Regions from separate parts of the Mus musculus genome. Here regions 2, 3 and 4 are each linked to region 1. Evidence: chromatin loops called from intact Hi-C (ENCODE). Cell type or tissue: heart. All regions are shown on one strand.

What was found. A loop is a pair of places that touch in the nucleus more often than their neighbours do. Peaks named below come from ENCODE experiments on the same cell type or tissue, not always from the same donor. Only the 100,000 strongest peaks of a DNase experiment are listed, where the experiment ranks them.
Region 2: a loop joins it to region 1, with 2.3 times the contacts of the local background. A loop is called at or near these places in 2 of 42 quality-filtered maps.
Region 3: a loop joins it to region 1, with 6 times the contacts of the local background. A loop is called at or near these places in 30 of 42 quality-filtered maps.
Region 4: a loop joins it to region 1, with 2.2 times the contacts of the local background. A loop is called at or near these places in 2 of 42 quality-filtered maps.

What each region holds. Positions count from the first base shown.
Region 1 is chr2:72,147,888-72,150,387 of GRCm38, forward strand. All of the region lies in intron 6 of Rapgef4 (Rap guanine nucleotide exchange factor (GEF) 4), which reads left to right. Among named protein-coding and RNA genes, the nearest start is that of Gm29940, 94 kb to the left of the region's middle. In heart, a CTCF peak has its summit at 1,386 (motif pointing left); a DNase peak (open chromatin) is centred at 934; H3K27ac peaks cover 278 bases.
Region 2 is chr2:72,219,086-72,221,585 of GRCm38, forward strand. The region is part of intron 17 of Rapgef4 (Rap guanine nucleotide exchange factor (GEF) 4); the gene reads left to right. Among named protein-coding and RNA genes, the nearest start is that of Map3k20, 65 kb to the right of the region's middle. In heart, CTCF peaks have their summits at 1,045 (motif pointing left) and 1,247; no DNase peak of the experiment used is centred here; H3K27ac peaks cover 297 bases.
Region 3 is chr2:72,095,162-72,097,661 of GRCm38, forward strand. All of the region lies in intron 4 of Rapgef4 (Rap guanine nucleotide exchange factor (GEF) 4), which reads left to right. Among named protein-coding and RNA genes, the nearest start is that of Gm29940, 42 kb to the left of the region's middle. In heart, a CTCF peak has its summit at 1,356 (motif pointing right); a DNase peak (open chromatin) is centred at 1,370.
Region 4 is chr2:71,897,219-71,899,718 of GRCm38, forward strand. Pdk1 (pyruvate dehydrogenase kinase, isoenzyme 1) reads left to right here. Exons shown (of 11, transcript NM_172665.5): 10 at 429-542. Among named protein-coding and RNA genes, the nearest start is that of Pdk1, 25 kb to the left of the region's middle. In heart, a CTCF peak has its summit at 1,453 (motif pointing right); no DNase peak of the experiment used is centred here.

The DNA.
Region 1 (2,500 bases):
CTCCAGCCCTTGTCTAATTGTGCAGTCAGTGTTTGCTCGACGCTCCTCTTCTCTGCTTCCCGGCGTCTTTTGAGTGAATTATTTTGCAAAGATTTCTATTGAATTTTGCCCTCTTTTTCCTTCTCTGTCCATCAAGGTCATTTTAAACTTCAATCCAGTTTTCCTAACTGTCAGCCATCCCATCCAATTGGGCGATATTCCTAAATTTGATAATAATGTTTTTGAGTCTGTGTCTGAAGCATTAATAAGCACGTTAAGGCTAACAGCATCTAACTAAGCTGGCCCTGTAGAATTCAATTTGTTTGTGCTAATTTATTTGCATATATTATACAAATATCATACCTAGACATGAAAAAGAAACTCGGAAAAGAAGATTAAGTCATTCCATTCAACCTGACACACTTTTAGAATGGTGGGCAAGGAAGACAGAAAAATTCTATCTCAGAGGTTATCAACATGATTGAGTTTGACATTAGCATGTCAGGATTCCTGTCTCAGAAATAAAACTTCATCAAAGTGTGTGTTCTTGATACTTACGTGTTATCAATAATTAACTGAAACTCTGTTTCAGTTTCCTTGTAAATAGATGACTATGGCCCTCAATAGCACCCCAAGAAAAATTGCCTTAACAAGACGGAAAGTACAGTTTGATAATGCTGTGTGACGTAAGCTGTTATGTTAGGTAGCTAGGATCATGCCCTTGTCTGGATACCTTCAGTCCTGGGATATTTTTCTAGTTTGGGGGCAGCTGAGCAGGGCCCGTGGGTCTGGCTTACCTGAACTCAGTTCTAGAGCCCCTGGAGGAGGTCCTCTGTCTTCCTGTTTAGAACCTGGTCCAGTCTTGGGTTCTAGGGACTTCCAGATGACAAATGGAAACTCATTCTTCGTAATGCCCTCATCATTTGGCTCAGACAGGAAAAAGGGAAAAAATCCCAAGTCACACCAAGTGCTGTAACTTGATAGCCTGATCCCAAAGCAAGTGAGGAAACCACACCCAAGCCTTTCCCCAGCTAACCGCAAAGATGGACCAGAATAGAGAAGGAAAGCAGGAACTTTAAGAAAACCTGGAGAAGGCTTGCGTGGGGCACAGCAAGAACTATGGATGCTATCAGAGCACTTCCCTCTGGACCTTCTAGCTTTAGGGTATGTGAATTTTATAAAAGATTGTGTTCATCTAATCATTTTTTTTTATGTCAAAGCATTGGGATAGACCACTGCGGAGTGAAGAGATTTGTAATGTAAATGCAAGATGCATCTGCCAGTCAAGAAGACGTTCTTTGAAATGACTGCAGCCCCTCTCCCTCTCCTTTCTAGCTTTATGTTTTGTAAGCTTTTTCTCTTTTTGGTATTTTGTATATCAGAAAAACACACGGGCTCCCTCTGGTGGTCACTCCAGTGTTTCTAAGGGGAGTTTTTATTGGTGTTTCTAACATTGAAGTTTGAGTTATAGAAAACAAGATGTTTAAATGAAAATGTCAATAGTAAATGTTATTTTCTAAGATTTCTAGGACTTGAGAACATTCAAATTAATCCACATTGACAATACGTCTATCCATCTATCCATATGTGAATGTCTACAGTTCAGTTATATCATGGTGGTGATGTTTGACTTTCCAGAATGCAGTCTAGTCTGTGAGTCTGTAAGAAAGATGCAGAGCTCCCATCTCATAAGGCAGACAGGCACTCCCAAGGATCAAGTCTGTTGATGAGCAGGTCTTTATAGAGTACTCACTTAGGTCTGATATTCGAGAGCTAAGCAATGTGAGAAGTGAGCTGTTCCCATTTAAAAATATACTGGAAGTTCTTTGCTGTTGGCAACGTTGTTTCCTTTTCTTCTTTAGGTCACATTCTGCGAATGTGATCTTACTGTAATGTAGTTTCATCCTAGGCTGGGTGACTGTATGCTTGCATCTGTGTACCGCTAACATGCAGACAAGGTGATTGGATAACAGTGCCGTCTACAAATAGAAGTCTGTTTTTCCTTCCTTTGAACTGCCCAGGTATTAGTTGTCTAGGGTAAACCTGGAAGCTCCAGATTGTGATATATGCTATAGCCAAAAGTCTCTCATGAACTACTCTCTTATACATAGCATCTTGTAGCAGGCATTGGGACATAAATCTTGCTGCTTAAATGTTTCTGATGGCCAAATGTTTTTATTGCAGGTTTTTTTTTTTATCTTCTTGACTGAGTGGTAGTCTTCAGTAGCTGTGTACAACTATAGAAACAATGTGAATATTTTCTATGTAATTATTATTAAGTATTAAGATGCATTGCTATTAGAAACTCATTCCTGGGTGACTTGGAGATACTTGTTAAGAAATGGACAAGGAACCCAGCATGGTGCTAAATACCTGTAATCCTAACACATAAGAGGTGGAGTCAGGAAGATCAGGGGATCAAGGTCATCCTCTGTGAAACCGCAAGGTCAAGGCCATGCTTGGCCACATGGTCTCAAAACGATAGAGTTAAGATAGCTCTATGAAATAGGGTTTGATGTCT
Region 2 (2,500 bases), 71 kb after region 1:
ACACTCTCACACAGACATATATGCAGACAAAACACCAATGCACATAAAATAAAAATAAGTTTAAAAAATAAAATAAGAAATTGCTTTCCAAATGCAATTGGTTTTTGCTAATATAAAGCAAACCCTAGTGCAGAGGCCCTGTTGCCACTGTTTGGGACAGTGGGCACAAAAAGAGCCCTGTCTGGATTTGTAAGCCCTGCTACTTACATCTGAGGCACTTGGTGGGCACATCTCCTCCCTCAGAACCTTGGTGATTTTTCATCTTTAAATAAAACCTCCTAGGTTGTTGAAGAGCATTATATGTATGCGCTCGTGCGAACATGCTGAAGGTGTTTTATAAATGTAAACTTCTCCATACTCTTGAAGCATTATCATATGCTCAGCAATATAGTCTGTCATTTATTGAAGACAAAAACCAAACCAAACAACAACAACAAACAAAAACAAAAAACCCTAGATTTCAATATTAATAGAGAAGTCAAGAAAAACCTTGGTGCTTACATGCAAGCATTATTTAGACCCTGAGGATTAGCCATAGGCATGCTGCTGATACCGCCCAACCCGCACATGAGTGTGCTTCCGAGATCCCAGTAAAGATCAGTGGTTGATCAGAATTATATACCCTTGGTACCAACTTGGTGTTCCAGACTGTTTCATTGTCATACAGCTAGCACAGAGTCTCCTCTTCCCTACATTTCAGCGTATTATCCAATGCAATATTCCAAGAGACAGGAAGGATCCAGGCCCATTCTATCCCCACCGCTGCACAGCTATTTTATGGAGTGTCTTTTTAAATAAGTAACTCAGCTTGAATGATTTCTTTGCCCACATATCTGTAAAATATTTGGAGTTCTCTTGAACAGTTCACTAATCTATTTTAAAATACAGTTGCCTCTTAAGAACCAAATCAAGAGGCTAGAGATGTGGATGACTTAGTGATTAAAGGCGTTTGCTGTTCTTGCAGAGGAATTGAGTCTATTTCACAGTACCCACAGGGCTGTTCATTTGTAACTTGAGTTCCCGGGAATCTAATGCCCTCTGCTGGCCTCTGTGTGTACTGCATGCACATGATGCACTTAACATGCAAATAAAACACCTGTAAACATGAAACAAAAACAAATGCATCTTTTTAAAAAAAAAAAATCATCACTTCCCTCGTTTCCTCTTGAGGTGATTCTTCTAAATTTAGGGCAAGGCTCCCACTGTGTACACCAGCTCAGTAGAAGCCTCCATTTCCTTGTATAGTGTCACCATCTTTAAGTAATTGTAAAGCATATTTCATGTGTAATGAAATCTTTTTAAAGACTCTAGACTGTACAGCTAGTCTGGGCACAGTGTGATTTTCTTTTAAAGTTGGTATGACATGTTCAAAAATATATGCACATTTTCACAGAATAAGGCCATCAGAAAGTTTTTTTAATAGACATCATCACCCAGTTTTCTATCAAAGTGGATAGAGAGAAGCCTAGGTTGAGGAGAAGGCTTGGGAATATATACTATGGCCACAGCTCAAAGTCAAGATAGCTGGTGTAAAGTGAGCTCAGCGTAAGCCTGGCATATCGGGAGCCTTCAAACCCATCCTACTTTGAGCCCATACTTTTCCTACCTCATACTTACCAAGCCTGTCCAAACTCCACACCCCTGCTTCCATCTTAGCCATCCCTACTTTATTCTGCTGACTCCAGAAATGAAAGTTTAGAATAGAGCTAAGCCCAGTTTCCATGTGTCTGGATTTATTTCCTGTCCTTGTACTCGACACCCAGACCCTGGGTCATTTATAAAGAAAAGAGATGTAGCTGCTCATAGTTCTGGGAGCTGGGAGTTCAGGGGAGGGGGCGGTATCTCCTCACGGGCTGCTGGGGGCATCATCCCTCTCCACGCAGAAGGGCTAATGGGCATGTTAGAAGAAAGAGCCAAGAAAGAAACCCACATGTTGTATAACGATCCACTCTAGAAAGCACCAATCCACTCCCGAGAACGAATATTGTCTCTCATCAAAAACATCAGTGTCCCTTAAAGACATAGCCTTGCAGTGTTGCATTAAAGAATTAAAGCCCAAACATGAATCTTGGTGGGAGCATGCCATATGAAAACTATAGCACCACACAAAACACAGGGGTGTATCAAATTAAGCAAAAGAGACCATGAGAAGGTAGTATACTTTTGTTATGTTAGTTTGTGGTACCTAGTTCTCTTTGAATCGGCCTTACATTAGTGTTAATAGATATATCTAAAGAGAAGCTGGAAACTGTCTCATCTCATCTCTTCTTCGGGCGAGCAAACAGAAGTCTGTAGTTTGCAGTGACTCACTCCAAATCAAAGCACTAGACAGTGGGAACCAAAGAACGCACGCTCAGAGTCTCCTCTGCTGAGCCAACCCCTGACAGTGCTAACGTCTGCTTGCCGGTTGCAACAGTAACGAAACTTTATACCCGGTATTGTAGTTCTTACGAAAGAAAAACGGAGTTATGCATATATATATAAGCAAGAGACCAAAGGG
Region 3 (2,500 bases), 53 kb before region 1:
TCCCAAGACAAGAGCGTGTGATTCACCATGGAGACGGAGGGTAGCAAGGAGCTTGGCTGGCAGGAGAGCAAGTGTGCTGGGAGAGCTGACTGGATCTGCAGCAGGGCCTTGGGACAGAAGCTGTGGGGAAATGGCGAGGGGGCTGAGAGGGAGGGACCAAGGAGATCTCGGTGTGGCCATGGGGTGACTTAAGGGTGAAGAAGCAAGAGTGTGAAGAGTCACAATTTGGAGTGACAAGATGTTGGGTTTGATAATGAGCCAAGTGTGATTTATGCAGGCAAGTGTTTTCTCTGAAAATCAAAAAGCTAAAACAATACTGGGCTTCAGCAAATGGGAGGACCAAGAAAACTTAATGAGAGAAGAGATTAGAATGTTCTAGTTGACTTATGTAAAGGGAAAGGAGGTGGGGGGAGAATCAATAATAAGCCAATAATATAGGGCTGTTGCTGACGATAGTGGGAATTGCAAAGGGATGGCTTAAAATGGCAAATCGGTGTTTGGAGTTTTTCCCAGACAAGATGCACAATATCAAATAATAAGGCTGTTCTGAAGTCTTGGAACTTTTAAGTTTTCCTGAGTTAAAAAAAAAAATGCCACTGAAGCGATACAAATAATGTCAGGGTTGGGAAGGACTAGAGCACGGGGAATGGGAAAAAAAATCCCAAAATAGCCTGGTTTGCAAGAGGAAGTGGGAGCCAAAAGATGGCGGTTGACCTTGTGAGACATTTGCCATTCTTTCTGACCTATGAAGAATTATTCCTCGGATGCTTATTGTGACCTTTAAGGAACTCTAGACAAGCATCAGGATTGTCCCATACCCTTAGCAGGCAAACAGGTTGTAGCCCAAAAGTCCTCTTGGACAATATCATAAACACCTCTAGTCCACTTCTTCAAAAGGCTACTCAATCTATGTGGAGGCAGAAATCACATACTTTGCAATAAAAAAAATTAATAGCAAAATGCTTCTAAGGTTAGAAATTAAAATGTTAGTTTTGTTACAATTGCAAAATTAGTTTGTAAGTCATTCACAATGCGGGCCTCTTTCCTGTAACTCTGAGATGCTTCCTTGCCCTTCTTCCCTGCAAGCTGTGTGTTCTATGACTCTCCATGCTTATTACGGTTGAGACTGGTTTTGTAAAGGATTGCGCGCGCGAGAGAGAGAGAGAGGGAGAGAGAGAGAGATAGAGAGAGAGACAGAGAGAGAGCTGGGGTAGCTGGGCAACAAAAAAAGAGAGGAGAGACCTCAAGTTAAAAGACCGAATGAGAAGGAGATGGATGATCTAAAGAGAAATTAATAACGGACAGTGAACACAGAGTGTGTGTCTGGAGAGAGGATTGGACCAACTAGTTCTCAGAGCCGCCACCAGGGGGTGCCTAAGACTCAAAGACAACAAAGTTGTCTCTTGAGTGTGAAGCTGCCTGCATGGCTAAGTACCCTGAGGAATCCCTCAGGGACCCTTTGTGGTGGTACCTCTGCCAGGTTCCCCTGGTCTTGACTTCCTTCTCTGTTCAGTTTGGACACAATTGCTTATCATCTCAACCACTCATTAGCCAGACTATCAATTACCTCCTGTTCTCAACACCTATGTGCAGACCTTTGTATGAGGCCTCAAATTCTGGGCAAAACACACCTCCCCTCATATTCAGTAGATGGCCTCTTCTCTGCAAAGTTCCATTTTGGCTACACTGGTCTCTTGGCCTCTTAGCCCTGGCCACCACTCCTCTTCCCTCTGATTTCTTTCTCCCTTATAGCTATAATACAAGTCTTCTCCCTACTTTTGGATTAGTCATGTCCCTGTACTTTTATTTCATTTTTTGGTTCTGAGTTCTTGTTGGTGCTTTTGTTTGCCACTTGATTTCTTCCATTTCCTGCAACTTTTGCCTTTTCTTTTCTTTTATTAATTATTATTTTATTTATTTATTTACTTATTTAAGATTTATTTATTTATTGTTTGTAAGTACACTGTAGCTGCCTTCAGACACTCCAGAAGAGGGAGTCAGATCTCATTATGGATGGTTGTGAACCACCATATGGTTGCTGGGATTTGAACTCAGGACCTTCGGAAGAGCACTCTCCAGCCCAACTTTTGCCTTTTCATCTTCAGTGTACATGGGATGGGGGACGGCGGCAGGGCAACCACTCCCAATCTTCAAAATTAAACCTTAGTACAAGGAGATAAGTATGGATCGATTCGCATTCTTCTACACGATAACAACCAGTTGTGCCAGCACCAATTGTTGAAAATGCTGTCTTTCTTCCACTGGATGGTTTTAGCTCCCTTGTCGAAGATCAAGTGACCATAGGTGTGTGGGTTCATTTCTGGATCTTCAATTCTATTCCATTGGTCTACTTGTCTGTCTCTATACCAGTACCATGCAGTTTTTATCACAATTGCTCTGTAGTAAAGCTTTAGGTCTGGCATGGTGATTCCGCCAGAAGTTCTTTTATCCTTGAGAAGACTTTTTGCTATCCTAGGTTTTTTGTTATTCCAGACAAATT
Region 4 (2,500 bases), 250 kb before region 1:
CAGATTATTTCCAGGTTCAGAACAAAGGCTGGAAATCCATGGCGTGAAGTCCTGAGATTCCTATCTATTGTTCGTAAAGCTGCAACAAGACATTTTCTAGTCTTGCTCCTAAATGAAACTGTGTGCTTTATAGGAAATTGCTGAAAGCTATATTGGGAGAACCCTGGAGCAGGACAGCAAAGAAAAGCAATATGCCTTCTTCAGACTACCACAGATCATTTTATAGACCGAATAAAAGGCTTTAGGTCCACAATTGTTGAGCTGATGGGCTGAGCTAAACTCCAGCTTAACCCTTCCGCATGACTGCATTTTACGGGCTCCGTCCGCTGCACAGGTTGTTGGCTTTGCAGTTCTCCGTGGCATTATCTTAGCTAGAAAAGTGTTCCAGCGTGTGGGACTCTGAACAGAACTGTTTTCTTGTCGAACAGGCTGGGTTTGGTTACGGATTGCCCATATCACGCCTCTATGCACAGTACTTCCAGGGAGACCTAAAGCTGTATTCCTTAGAGGGCTACGGGACAGATGCGGTTATCTACATTAAGGTAATAACCAAGGATCCTTGATTTAATTGTACTGAAAAGTTTTCTAATTTGCATATGTATGTGTGTGAGTTTATGTGTACCGTATGTATCCAAGAGCCCTCAGAGGCCAGAAGTGGGTATGAGATCCCTGGAACTGGAGTTACAGACAGTTGTGAGATACTGTGTAGGTAGGTGCTGGGAACCAGGCCTTGGGTTCTCTATAGGAGCAGTCAATACTTTGGGCCACTAAGCCATCTCTTCAGCCTGTTAACCCAACTTCTTTTAATGATAAGAAAAGATAAGAATGAAAAACTGGAATGGGATTTTAGTAAACCCCATGCTATTAATAAATATAGAGATATGGGAATGCAACGACTTTGATGGTTGAGGGCAGTGGGAAAGAAGTAGAGAATCCTGAATGTACAAGAAAGACCCTGGGTTCACTCCAGCACTGTAAAAAAGAAGTAAGTCTAGTTTTCATGTGAAACATGACCAGTCACCGAGCTGTTTTGTTTTGTGTTTTGTTTTTGTTTATTTATTTATTTTTGTTTTTCGAGACAGGGTTTCTCTGTGTAGCCCTGGCTGTCCTGGAACTCACCCTGTAGACCAGGCTGGCCTTGAACTCAGAAATCCGCCTGCCTCTGCCTCCCGAGTGCTGGGATTAAAGGCGTGCACCACCACGCTGGGCTCAAGCTGCTCTTTTAAAATAAAATGTTAGTTTGTCATGGGCACACATGTACATGAGGTCAGAACAACTTGCCAGAATTAGTTCTCCCCTTTCCTCGTGTGGGTTTGGAGATTAGATTCAGATCATTAGGCTTGATGGCAAGCACCTTTACCCACTGAGCCACGCATACTCAAACAAATCAGTGTAATGATTAAAGAATTGGTTACGCCTTTGCTGCCTCCAGTTTCTTGCTCTGGCCACTAGATGGCGCCTATTTTATAGGCTATGCTTGAAAATGCTGTGAAAAAAGTTGGCCTGAAAAGAATAAATTCTTTATAGCCATGTTATTTCCCCTCACATGTCATTGTGAGGAACTTAAGTATGACTATATGAGCATGATAATTTTAACAGTAAATGTAGCATCTTGGTCTGTATTTAGACTGCTCAGAGCGTGGAGGTAGTAAGTTTTTCTATTTGGGAAAAACCAGAACTCAAGCGATATGATGGAGTCATCACGCCCTGTCCCATTACAGACCTTATTCAGCATCACCAGGAGTGAATTTCTAGTTCCATCCTGTCAACATCATCTTGGGGAATACCAGGGGCCTATTGTCAAAGTTCTGACAATTCCTACTGTGAAGACAGTAACAGAAAGCATAGTTTATCGCTGGGTCCCATTATTTACAGGAAGCTGTAGAGCAGGGAATGGATGGTTGTGTGGGGAACAGAAATCCATGGTTAGGGACCGAAACTGCCCTTAATGCAGGAGGAGAAAACAGCATTGCTTAGCGATATAGTGCTTGCTTTACAAGAAAGACCCCGTGTTCAGTCTTCAGCCTGGGTGCTGGGCAGTGAAAACAAACTTGTGTTTGGGCCCCAAACACAAGGACCAAGCACTGTTCATCGAAAAGCCTCTGGAGATGCTTAGACCGAGCTCTGTGTTTACTGATGCCAATACTGGTGTGTTCAGTTTTTAATTTTTATAGAAGATTATTTTATGTGTACAAGTGTTATGCTTACATGTGAGTCTCTGTACTACATGTCTGCCTGGTGTGTGTGGAAGTCAGAATAGGGCATAAGGTTTTCTGGCTCGGAGTCATAGGTAGTGGTGAGCCAGCATGTGTGTGCCAGGAACCGAACCCAGTTCCTGTGCAACAACAAGTGCTCTTAACCACCGAGCCATCTCCGTTCCTGCATAGTAACGCTTTTAATAATACATTACTATATAGTGAAAAAGATTGGCTTTCTTCTCAATAAATCTGTGTATGAATATTAAGGTAGTAGTAGCAGACTCCTGGCTGGGCTTGCACTT